Regions from separate parts of the Homo sapiens genome. Here region 2 is linked to region 1. The links are chromatin contacts, found by Hi-C or POLR2A ChIA-PET in ENCODE. All regions are on one chromosome and are shown on one strand. The core of a region is the stretch at or near the end of the contact, and the rest is flanking DNA. Distances in the headings are between cores, read along the strand shown. Region 1 overlaps DLG4 (discs large MAGUK scaffold protein 4). Region 2 holds the start of POLR2A (RNA polymerase II subunit A).

Region 1 (6,280 bases), core at 3,569-6,068:
TGTCTAAACACTCTGTGTTCACTTACTCCCTATAGTCTGTCATCTCCACTGGATGCACCCAAAGTTCCCTAAGGACAGGGATGTTGCCTTCCCAGCATCTAGAACACTGCCTGGTTCCAAGGAACATCCAAGGAAGTATTTACTGAAAGAAGTAAAAAGTGTGGGGAGAAGAGGAACCAGGATTTGAACCTATGTTGTTTGGGAGCCCAGGGCTCCAATGCATTAATTACATTGCCTTCTCAAGCGGCCAGGCCATGGCCTTGGAAGAATACAGCCCCAGCGGCAACCGTGCTTCCCCTGAGGAATAATGCCTGGAGGGAAACAGGAAGGAAACTTTTTAAAAACAGTATGTATTTCTATATTTATTTGAATTGTTGTCAGGTACGTGTACTGATTATAATTTACAAAATAATGCATGCAGGCCAGGCGCGGTGGCTCATGCCTGTAATCCTAGCACTTTGGGAGGCCGAGGGGGGGGGGGGTGGATCACCCGAGGTCAGGAGTTCGAGACCAGCCTGATCAATATGGTGAAATCCCCATCTCTACTAAATACAAAAAATTAGCTGGGCGTGGTGGCATGCACCTGTAATCCCAGCTACTCGGGAGGCTGAGGCAGGAGAATAGCTTGAATCCGGAAGGCAGAGGTTGCAGTGAGCAGAGATCGCACCACTGCACTCCAGCCTGGGCAACAAGAGCGAAACTCTGTCTCCAATAATAATAATAATAATAATAATAATAATACATGCAAAATTATGTGATTCTACCCCATCCAGGTCAAATATGTGATTCTGCCCCTTCTAGTTTAACACGCAGACGCATTACCTGCACACACCTTCCTCAGCTCCTAGATTTCTCCCTTCAGCTCACGATAGAGAACGTTATCACAGCCTCAAGCCATCTGCTATTACACAGAACCAAGCTAAGAGAAGGATTATTTGAAAAACATCAGGGCCAGGTGCAGTGGCTCACGCCTGTAATCCCAGCACTTTGGGAGGCCAAGGCGGGCAGATCACCTGAGGTCAAGAGTTTGAGACCAGCTTGGCTAACATGGTGAAACCCCGTTTCTACTAAAAATATTAAAAAATAGCTGTGTGTTATGGCACGCATCTGTAATCCCAGCTACTTGGGAAGCTGAGGCAGGAGAATCACTTGAACCCTGGAGTTGGAGGTTGCAGTGAGCCGAGATCGCGCCATTGCACTCCAGCTTGGGCAACAAAAGTGAAACTCGACCTCAAAAAAAAAAAAAAAAAAATCCTCTGAAGCAGTGCTTCTCCACCCAGTGAGACATCAAAATCACCCGGGAGCTTTCCAGAAATGCAGACCCCTGGTCCCTATCCCCAGGATCCTGATGGACTCGGTCCTGCATAGAAAATCCTGCAGGGCAATACGTGGCTACTGGTTGAAGTGACACCCCTTCAGCAATCTCTGCCTCTATTCTTGGACTACTTTAGGCTTGGACGGCCATGCCATCCACAGAATCACTACCCCTGGGTTGGTCTTTTGCATGAAACTCTCAACTTTAGTCAGGAGTGGCTACAAAAAATGCCCTTTTGCACTGTTTGGGATTTAACCACCATAACTCTTAGGGCCCTCTGCCTCAGCCTTACCCACTGGAGCACCTGAGAATCAGAGAAAGGAATAGTACCCCAGCAGGTGCCCCCAAAGGTTCATCTGTGCCAAACACATGAAGAAGGCAGAAGGCTGAGAGTCACCATTCTACATAGCAGGATCTCAGGAGCTTCAGTTAGGACTTAGGGCCAGGAAAATATGACTCCCTAAAAGAACTAAAATTATTTCTCCCTTATAATAAAGAAGTAGGTAATTGACAATTTCCTTTTTTGCCATGGCTATCAGGAAGCTCAGAGATCACATTTACCCTCACAGTTCATATACATTTCTCCAGTTTTCATCTTTGGCATTTAGATTCTTATTTTCCTACCCTCATTATTTACAAAGCTGCCTCAGATCTTTCCCATAGAGATAGGACATAAAGGCTGGGCGTAGTGGCTCATGCCTGTAATCTTAACACTGTGGGAGGCCAAGCTGGGCGGATCACCTGAGGTCAGGAGTTCGAGACCAGCCTGGCCAACAAAGCAAAACCCCATCTCTACTAAAAATACAAAAATTAGCCAGGAGTGGTGGCAGGCGCCTGTAATCCCAGCTATTCGAGAGGCTGAGGCAGGAGAACCGTGTGAACCCAGCAGGCAGAGGTTGCAGTGAGCCAAGATCGCACCACAGCACTCCAGCCTGAGCGAAAGAGCGAAACTCTGTCTCAAAAAAAAAAAAAAAAGGGTGGGGGGGGCGCATAAAGAAACCTAGCGTATATTCACACAGCAGTTCTTATCAGCAGAACTCTGTAAAGATCATTTCCAGGCCAGGCGCGGTGGCTCACGCCTGTAATCCCAGCACTTTGGGAGGCTGAGGCGGGTGGATAACAAGGTCAGGAGTTCAAGACCAGCCTGACCAACATGGTGAAACCCCATCTCTACTAAAAATACAAAATTAGCCAGGCATGGTGGCAGTAATCTGTAATCCCAGCTACTCAGGGGGCTGAGGCAGGAGAATCACTTGAACCAGGGTGGCAGAGATCACAGTGAGCCGAGATCGAGCCACTGCACTCCAGCCTGTGCGACAGAGCAAGACTCTGTCTCAAAAAAAAAAACAAAAAAACAAAAAAAATCATTTCCAGATCCTAGCTCTGTCCACAACTCCATGAACATGAATGAACGAAGTTTCCTCTCTATTTTCCTTTAAGGACTGTTGTGCTTCCCAACAGGACTGAGACAGCCCGGCAGGGATCAGAGCTGGACTAAGTCTGCAGGGCCCCAGACAAGTTCCAGCCTCCCCTTTCTGGCCTGTCATGACTTTGGACAGAGCTCCAGACCTTCCCAGGCTCAGTCTTCACCAACTCGGGTTCCTTGATTTGCCAGTTACCTCCCTGGCCCATTTTCCAGGCCACTAACCTCTCTGGCTTGGAGTGAAGAAGGATCTGACTCTGCTGCGCCCATCTCCCTCCACACCCAGGTCCCAAATAACCAGGCCACACACCAAGTTTCAAGTATCTGTCTCTTCCTTTCACTCTCTCAAAAGAAAAAAATAAATAAATTGCAGAAGGCGGCAGCATTTCCAGTCTTCCCTGGCTCCCGGACACCCGACCCCCGACCCCTGCCCCCCACCCTCCCTCCCGCATTTCCCACTCCCTAGACCCATCCCTCCCTTTTCCCCAAAAAAATTCCCAGGAAAAAAAAAAAAAAAAGCCACATTTAGACCTTCCACTCATGCAAACCGGCAAAGAAAAATGGTGGGGGCATGTGGAAGGCAGGGGCCCGCTGCGGAGTCCCCTGCTTCTCCCCCCAAAAAACCACCTTTGAGAAGAAAAAAAGTGGAAAAAATAAATGAGAAATCAAGGAACATGGGGAATTACGATGAGGGCAGGGGTGACCCCAGACCCTGCCTTAGGAGAGAGCGGAGGCCTGTGGCCCTGCATCCCTGCAGCGGGTGCTCCTCGAGGGGGCCCTGACTTCTGGAATGTGTGTGGGAGAGGATGGGGGAGGGCAGGTGGCCCCCGGTGGGTCTGTGTGTGCATTGGGGGCAGGTGGGGGCGGGGATCCTAAGGAGCAAGGGCTCGGAACAAGGAGCCCAGCTCCCCCCCAGACCCCAGGTTCCTGGCGTTCAGGAGCCCAGTTCTGGGGTGCGGGGATACATGCAGAGGAGTGTCCCCCCTCCAACAGGCTGGATCCAGTTAGAAAGGAAATAAATAAGAAGGGGTGGGAGGGAGGCCGGGGGGAGCCAAGGGCTTGGGCAATTCAGTCCAGACCAAGGGCCCAGGTGATGGAGGCAGGGCGAGTCCAGGCCAAGCCAGGGCAGGAATCAGAGTCTCTCTCGGGCTGGAACCCAGATGTAGGGGCCTGAGAGGTCCTCGATGACACGCTTCACCTTGTGGTAGATCTCCTCAAAGCTGTCACCCTCCACGATGGCTGGGAGTGGGGTGGAGCAGGGAGTGAGGCCAAGGAAGGGCCAGAGGACACCTGGCCAAGGGGGTTGCACCAGCCCAGAGGAAGGGGCACCTCTTTCCAACTCTCCAAGCCATAAGTCCTGGGGCTGCACCCGCCCACAGGGGCACCTCTTTTTTTTTTTTTTTTTTTTTTTTGAGATTGAGTTTTGCTCTTAGCGCCAGGCTGGAGTGCAGTGGTGCGATCTCGGCTCACTGCAACCTCTGCCTCCCAGGTTCAAGCGATTCTCCTGCCTCGGCCTACCGAGTAGCTGGGATTACAGGTGCCCGCCAGTGCTGGGATTACAGGCGTGAGCCACCATGCCGCGCCCACAGGGGCACCTCTTTCTAAGCCATCCACTGGGGGTGGCGGGGGAGCTCTTTCTAATCCGAGCAAGGGCACCCTACATGCTGGCAACAGCCTTGCTGTGGCCTCACCTGAGAAGCACTCTGTGAACTCCTGCTCCAGCTTGGTGGCTCTGTCGAAGGCTTTGCGGGCTTGCTCCTCTGTGATCCGCTTGTTAATCTCTCTGTGAAGAGGGAGGGAGAGCAGGCCTGAGACTGGACCCACCTGACCCTGCCTTTTATCTCCTCTATCCAGGAATGTTAAGTATTCTTCTATTTGGAGCACATAGCAAAAAAAAAAATACAATTCCCAATATCCTCTGGGGCCACAGATGAGAACCACCCCCCACCCCCCTGCCACCCGCAACCGCCCCAGCCAGGTGTGGCTACTCCAGGGACATCTACGGAGCTTCATCCTTCCAGCCTTCAGCCCCAGAGATGGGATTCGGACTCCAATTCCCAACAGCCCTAGAGGCCCTGACTCGCCCCAGCTGGTATGCCCCAGGGGCTGCTGGGAAATGTAGTCCTGTCTAGCCAAGGCAGGAGAGGAGGGGAAAGACCCGATTCCCCCACATCCTCTGGGTTCCAGGGATCCCCCTCAGGGGCTGCTGAAACCGCTGTCCAGGGTTCTGAAGGGAGAGTTGAACGCAGACGCCTTGTGAGGCCCAGGGCCACAGGTGTTGGGGGAGCAAAGGGGAGGCCCCCAGGACCATACTCACAGCACATTCTCCAGGGAGCGGGGGCGGATGAAGATGGCGATGGGGTGCAGGTGGGCCGCCTGCAGCCGCCGCACGGCATTGGCCGAGACATCGAGGATGCAGTGCTTCCCCTGGGGGCAGGCAGGGTGGGCGGAGGGGGGCCAGCGGGTGGCGAGAAAGGACAGAGAGCAGTGCCGGAGGGACACGGACGGGGAGAGGTGGGGAATGGGAAGTTGGCCGAAGGGGAGTGACATGGATGTCAAGAAACACGGGGGCAGAGAGTCAGGCAGGAAGCGGGTATGGACAGAGTAAAAGACAGAGGGAAAGGAAAGGGAAGATGGAGAGCACGGGAGAGGGCAGGGACAGGACAGAATGGAGGAAGGGAGGAGCACCAGGCAGGCAGGGACCCAAGAGATGGTGGCAGAGCCGGGGCAGCAGCGAGTGGGGCGGGGTGTGCAAGGCAGAGGTGACACAGGCGGGAAGGAAAGCCAAGAAAAAGGAGAAAGGAAGTAGGATAGAGGGAGGAGGGAGGGGAGGACGGACAGAGGACAGACAGATGGAAGGAACAAGGAGACAGATGGGAGGGAGTGAGGCAGATGGAGAAAGGAACCGTGGAGGGAGGGAGGGAGGGCAGGGTGAGGAGCAGCGGGGAAAGGAAAGGAGTTAGCAGAGGAGTGGGAGAGGGGAGCCGGGCCCCAGAAAAGGGTGAGGCAGGGGAGAGGGCCAGCGGGGAGTCAGGAAAAAGGGAGGGACCCAGTGGGGAAGGCCAAGCCACCAAAGACAAGGCCATGGGAAGAGAGGAGAAATGGGGCAAGGAGAAGGGAGTGGGGAGAGAAAGAGGCCAGATGGTGGTGGGGAATTTGGGGTCAGGAAGTGAGGGAGGTGGGAGAGAGAGCAGGGGCAGAGAGCAGGCAGTCAGACAGAGTTGCCCAAGAGGAGAAGGAGGTGGAGGAGCGGAGTGGAGACCCAGCAGGGAAAGAGACAGAGAGAGAGAGAGTTAGAGAAAGCTGGAGGGAGGCAGTGGGGTGGGGAGAGGGGAGAAGGAAGAGGACCGGGTGCCCGCCAGGTCCTACCTGCTCTGCCACCTCTCGCACGGACTGGACGCTGGTCCCATAGAGGTGGCTGTTGTACTGGCCGGCCTCAATGAACTTGTGCGCCTGAATGTCCTTCTCCATTTTCTCCCGGGACGACACAAAGTGGTAATCCCGGCCATCTATCTCATACTCCCGCTTGGGCCGTGTCGTAT
Region 2 (6,266 bases), core at 175-2,674, 290 kb after region 1:
ATTGCCATCATCACAGCCTGGAACCTCAGCTGTGAGAGGGAAGGGAAGGTGGAGGAGTGAGATAGAACTTGGGAGCCCGGGGGTTGGGAGGGACAGGGATAAATAGAGGCAAAGACTGAAGACAAACATGGGAGGAGAAGTGACTGGAAAAGAACTGGTGTGGGAGAGGGATACCTCTCAGAGTCAAGGGTGACTTGGGGACTTGGTGGAGAGGGACTACCTGGAAGACCTGGGGCCAGCCTGGGACCAAGGGATGTGGAGACCAGGCTGGGTCCTGGAATCAGGGCATAACTAAGGGGTAAAGTCTGAGGAGCAGATCCAAACGGCTGAGGCAGGGAGGCCGTGGGCCACGGGGAGGACTTCACTCAGCAGCAAAGAGAAGAGCATTGGGGCTGGAGTGTTCCGGCAAAGACAGAGCCAGCAGCTGCGGTGGGGGAGGGGAGCGTGCCTCCCCACCCCTCCCCTCACGGCAAAGGTTTCCTTTCCTCGTGCTTGTGCCCCCCCCTTGGGGTGGTGACGTGACATTGACATCAAACAAGGATTACTCTGAATGTGGCTTGCAGTGGTGTCGTCTCTGCTTTGGAGGGAGAGTGGAAAGTCCTACGACCGTTCTCATTGGAGAACCCCTTGGGATCCCCGCCCCCCATTTTATTCCTGAAATATTCTACAAAGTGGAGGATTTCCTAATGTTCAGATGCCTTGACCCCAAATCCCCCAGGACTTTCGTGGCCCGCCCCATGGCTAATCTGCTTTTCTCGGATTGTCGCGGTCCCGTGATCTCTCCCGGACAGTGGCCACCCTCCTTCCAGAGCAGGCCTCCCAGCTGAAGTCTCTTCGAGAGGCTCAGGCCATGGATCTAGGATCATGGCTCGGTACAGCGCGGCATTACAGGCCAGGAGATGCCCACCCGTCTCCGGGGGCCGTTTGACAAACATCGGCTACTTCCGGACAAGCCACTGGTCCTGCCATCTTGGTTTGTTCATGCATATTCAGCAAGAGAACTGCATATTCATGAGCAACCGCCCTTCCCCGGGAGGACCCGCCCCGCCCCGCCGCCATTACCGATTCGCAGAGCAGACCATTTTCCAGCTGGGGGGGGCTACGAATGAGAGGCTTTTGCTGAAGATGAAACCGTTGTCCAAACTAGAATGAAAGCGGCCCAATTTTACCCTCGAGTCTTCAAACCTTAAGCCTCAGTGCAAAAGGGAGCAGCGAGGAGAGGCGGTGGGATTAAAGAAAAAAATTCTTCTCTCCCTGTCACTTCAAAAGGTCGCCCAACCAGCGAGCGGGGGGTTTACCCACGACTCTGGCTCGCACCCCTTGCGGGCCTGCGCAGGCGGCCCCGTAGCGCAAGGGAGGGCGGGAAAGGAAGGGGCGGGGACGCGAGGGCGAATCTATAAGAAGCGTCGTTCAGCGAGTTCGCTGCTCAGAAGCGCCGAGAGCGCGGCCGGGACGGTTGGAGAAGAAGGCGGCTCCCGGAAGGGGGAGAGACAAACTGCCGTAACCTCTGCCGTTCAGGAACCCGGTTACTTATTTATTCGTTACCCTTTTTCTTCTTCCTCCCCCAAAAACCTTTTCCTTTTCCCTTCTTTTTTTTTCCTTTTTGGGAGCTGAAAAATTTCCGGTAAGGGAAAGAAGGGCTCCTTTCGCTCCTTATTTCCCCGCCTCCTTCCCTCCCCCACCTTCCCCTCCTCCGGCTTTTTCCTCCCAACTCGGGGAGGTCCTTCCCGGTGGCCGCCCTGACGAGGTCTGAGCACCTAGGCGGAGGCGGCGCAGGCTTTTTGTAGTGAGGTTTGCGCCTGCGCAGCGCGCCTGCCTCCGCCATGCACGGGGGTGGCCCCCCCTCGGGGGACAGCGCATGCCCGCTGCGCACCATCAAGAGAGTCCAGTTCGGAGTCCTGAGTCCGGATGAACTGGTAAGCGGCTCTGTCCTCCCCTTCCCCCCTCCTCCCCTGGCGGGCGGGGCCGGACGGGGGCTGCGGAAACTTGGCGCTTTCTCGCTGCTTATGGGTGACGGGCCAGGAGCATGGCTCAGCAGCGCCAAGGCCGTGTAGGCGCCAGTCTCGGGCCTCCCAGAGTTATATTTTGCAAAGAGTTGAGCAGGCGTAGCGCTTTGTCCGAGATGGGGGGCTGGCTGGAGGGTGAGAAGGAGGGAGAGAAGGATGACTGATTTCACACTCCAGAGTTACCGACGTTAAAGGCGATCCGACGAATCCTAGGGAGTCTTTACAAGTTTGGTTAAGAAGCCAAACCCGGGTAGCTTCCTCCTCTTCTGTAATACAAATGTTAACTGAGCACCTGCTCTGTTGAAGACACAGGAGACTCGGGTTACAGAGGTGAACACGACAGACCAGGACCCTACCTTCAAGAGCACTGTCTGTGGGAAAGGGCAAGCAGTAAACATGAATACAATGAATGAATGAGATAATTCAGTTAATGGCATTTGTCTCGAATAGAGTGAAAAGGGGTAATCCCATGGAGAGTCACTGAGCTGGGGCTACTTTATTTTTTTATTTTTATTTTATTTTATTTTTTGAGACGGAGTCTTGCTCTGTCGCCCAGGCTGGAGTGCAATGGCACGATCTCGGCTCACTGCAATCTCCGCCTCCCGGGTTCAAGCGATTCTCCTGCCTTAGCCTCCTGAGTAGCTGGGATTACAGGCATGCGCCACCATGCCCCGCTAATTTTTGTATTTTTAGTAGAGGAGGGGTTTTGCCATGTTGGCCAGGCTGGTCTCGAACGCCTGCCCTGAGGTGATTCTCCCCCGTCTTTTTTTTTTTTTTTTTTTTTTTGAGACGGAGTTTCGCTCTTATTCCCCAGGCCAGAGTGCAATGGCTGAACTCCTGACTTCAGGTGATCCACCCGCCTCGGCCTCTCAAAGTGCTGGGATTACAGGCGTGAGCTACCGCGCCCGTCGAGGTGGGGCTACTTTAGATGGGATGGCGTCAGGGTCTGGGAAGGCCTATCTTAGAAGACATTACCCAAATGATGAGAGGCAGCCAGTCGTCGAAGCCATAGTTTGGATGGCGAGAGCTTTTCCGGCAGAGGAAATAGCAAGTGCAAAGGGCCTGAGGGAGAAATGAACTTGGGCTTGTCCTACAGGGTGAAAGGCGGCCGGTGTGGCTGAGGTTTAGTGGATGAGAGAAGAGTGTTACAGAAATAGGCTGGAGAAGCATGGGATATTGTATATTATGGTAAGGAGTCAGGACTTAATTCCATTTTCAGTAGGTAGTCGTTGACAATTATAAACAGAGTGACAGCACATTTGAAAAAACTACTGCTGTAGTTGCTCTATGAAGAACTGATGCGAGAGGAGGAGAGACCAGAGAGAGGAGGGCAGCCCTAGGGGAGAGCTATTGGTGACTTGGACTTTTTCCCTTGTGGCGCTAAGTAGAGGAGCCCACTGGCTGGAAAGAATGGAGTTAAGTGGCTGTTTGTGGATAGAGACCATTTTTGCTGGGAGAAAGTTCAGCTATGTCAGGAGTCAGAACGTCCTGACCTCACACCATACCACAGAATCAGTTCCAGATGAAGTTAAGACTTAAACCTAAAAAAACCCATAAAGCACTAGAAAAAAAATAGAAGGCTTTTGCAGGGCTGATACCAGAGACAGAAGTCCTTAATAGTAGTGAATTAATTATAGGCAAATTTTATGGAGTGCCTAAAATGAGCTAAACGTTATATATAAGGAAGACCAAGGCAGATTTCACTACATAAAAATAAGAGCCACTTCTGTTTATAGAGGCACTGTGGCAAAGCTGAAAAACAGATCAGGAAACAGTATTTGCAATTACGCAGACAAGGTTAAATTTATTGATGTACAAGGAACACAAATCAGTAAGGAAAGTACCTATCTACTAGAAAAATGGGTAAAGGAGATGAATAGGCAGTTCACAGAAATAGTGCAAATGGCCAACAAAGAGTAGACTTTCTAATAAAAAAAATCCAGATTAAAATAAAATTTTTTCTCATCTGATTTTTTTTCCCTGCTGGCAAAAATACTGGGAAATAGACGTGCTTATACATTGTTGGTAGAAAGATAGATTGGTATAACCTTTTTGGAGGATGGTCTGACAATTTTTTTTTTTTCGAGATGGAATCTCACTCTTGTTGCCCAGACTGGAGTGCAGTGGCACGATCTTGGCACACTGCAACCTCCACCTCTCGGGTTCAAGCGATTCTCCTGCCTTAGCCTCCCAAGTAGCTGGGATTACAGGCGTGTGCCACGATGCCTGGCTATTTTTGTATTTTAGTAGAGATGGGGTTTTGCCGTGTTGCCCAGGCTGGTCTTGAACTCCTGACCTCAGAGGACCCGCCCGCCTTGGCCTCCCAAAGTGCTGGGATTACAGGCATGAGCCACCATGCCCGGCCTCTGGTCTAACAATTTTATCAACCTTTTAATATGTAAATCATTTGATCAAGCATTACCACTTATAAAAATTCATCCTTAGGTTAAAAAAGCTTAATTATCCCCTCAATGATGCCCCTTTCCCAGTCTTGCATGGTTCATTAAATAGTTTCTCCATTCATCCATTTGCTCAGGCCAAAAATCTAAAAGCCATCTTTGATTCTCTTTCTCACAATCTCCACTTAGTCCATCTGCCAGAGTGTCAGTCCTACCTTTCAAAATATGCCTGGAATCCAGCCATTTATGACCATCTCCACCACCATGTCCCACCATATCCCACCCTACTGTCATCTTTCCTGTGGGGTGCTATAGAGCCCTAATTGGTCTTCCTACAGTTTGTAAGAACAGCTAGAACAGGCTAGAGAGATCTCTTCATCCCTTCCCTTCATAGAATCCTTTCCAGAGGTTTCAGGACTCCTTACTCTGACCTATAAAGTGCTGTTTTATCTGGCTCCTGCTTGCTTCTCCATCTCATTACTAGTCTCCTCTTTGCTTTTCTTGAACCACGCTGACTGCTTGCTCCTCTAACACTGCAAGCTTATTCCCACCTCAAGGACTTTATTATTCACTATTCCTCCTGCTTGGAACAACGTTGCTCAGACCTCTGCTCTGCATGCCTGTTCCTTTATGTCTGTATGTTCTGTGTTGAAATGGCATATCTTTTTTTTTTTTTGGACACGGGGTATCCCTCTGTCCCCCAGGCTGGAGTGCAGTGGCTCGATCCCAGCTCACTGCAGCCTCTTGGGCTCAAAAGATGCTCCCTGGCCAGGCTCAATCACGTCTGTAATCCCAGCACTTTGGGAGGCCAAGGTGGGCAGATAACGAGGTCAGGAGTTTGAGACCAGCCTGGCCAAAATAGTGAAACTCTGTCTTTACTAAAAATACAAAAATTAGCTAGGTGTGGTGGCACGCCTCTGTAGTCCCAGCTACTAGGGAAGCTGAGGTAGGAGAATCAGTTTAACCTGGGAGGTCGAGGTTGCATTGAGCTGATACTGTGCCATTGCACTCCAGCCTGCGTGACGGAGTGAGACTGTCTCAAAAAAAAAAAAAAAAAGGCCAGGCGCGGTGGCTCACACCTGTAGTCCCAGCACTTTGGGAGGCTGAGGCGGGCGGATCACGAGGTCAGGAGATCGAGACCGTCCTGGCTAACACGGTGAAACCCCGTCTCCCCTAAAAATACAAAAAATTAGCAGGGCGTGGTGGCAGGTGCCTGTAGTCCCAGCTACCTGGGAGGCTGAGGCCGGAGAATGGCGTGAACCCGGGAGGTGGAGCTTGCAGTGAGCCGAGATTGCGCTCCTGCATTCCAGCCTGGGCAACAGAGCGAGACTCCGTCTCAAAAAAAAAAAAAAAATGCTCCCACCTCAGACAGACCCCCAACCCCCACCTCAGTAGCTGGGACAACAGGCTCATACCACCATGCCTAATTTTTAAATTTGTTGTAGAGATGGGTTCTCACTATGTTACCTAGGCTGGTGAACTGGGCTCAAGCGATCCCCCTCCTCTGCCTCCCAAAGTGCTGGGATTCCAGGCATGAGCCACTGCGCCTGGCCGATGTCATATCTTTAGGAGCGCTTCCCTGACCACTCTGTTTAAATAGCATCCCCCGCCCTTCCCTTGTTTTCTCTGATCATTCTCTGCTATATTTTCCTTCACAGCCTGTCACTCCAGAAAGGATTAGTTTTTCTGTTTCTTGCTTCCTTGCTAGAGAATGAATTTCATGAGGGACTTTGTCTGTGTTATTCATGTTCCCTTAGTATCTCAGGTAGTGCCTGGCACATGATAGACATGTAATAAAAATTAGTTGAATAAACAAGTGAATGAAATAATTGGGCAAATATGCATAGATAATGTAGAAGGA

Evidence for each region. A loop is a pair of places that touch in the nucleus more often than their neighbours do. ChIA-PET counts read pairs that join two places held with the same protein, here RNA polymerase II (POLR2A). Pooled maps may share reads with other maps.
Region 2: a pooled map shows a loop between it and region 1 (3-fold over the local background). The contact joins the promoter of POLR2A here to the enhancer-like site in region 1. A Hi-C loop is called at or near these places in 3 of 168 maps with a recorded cell type or tissue (B cell and CD8-positive, alpha-beta T cell), 1 of 37 single-sample maps with no recorded cell type and 9 of 50 pooled maps. POLR2A ChIA-PET finds 5 or more read pairs at or near these places in 1 of 52 experiments (MCF 10A).

What each region holds. Positions count from the first base shown.
Region 1 is chr17:7,186,838-7,193,117 of GRCh38, forward strand. It overlaps DLG4 (discs large MAGUK scaffold protein 4), which reads right to left. Exons shown (of 20, transcript NM_001321075.3): 17 at 6,108-6,280; 18 at 5,056-5,165; 19 at 4,430-4,521; 20 at 350-3,977. The coding sequence ends at 3,871. Among named protein-coding and RNA genes, the nearest start is that of ASGR1, 11 kb to the left of the region's middle. Within about 2 kb of position 4,819, at least 2 of the 41 ENCODE cell types and tissues checked have a DNase peak (open chromatin) inside an H3K27ac peak, as active enhancers do.
Region 2 is chr17:7,482,942-7,489,207 of GRCh38, forward strand. POLR2A (RNA polymerase II subunit A) reads left to right here and starts at 1,425. Exons shown (of 30, transcript NM_000937.5): 1 at 1,425-1,916. The coding sequence starts at 1,824. SLC35G6 (solute carrier family 35 member G6) reads left to right here. Exons shown (of 2, transcript NM_001102614.2): 2 at 1-555. The coding sequence ends at 60. It also overlaps a transcript of ZBTB4 not described here. RefSeq lists enhancers at 364-633, 637-1,631, 724-773, 864-933, 1,632-2,625 and a silencer at 1,744-2,063.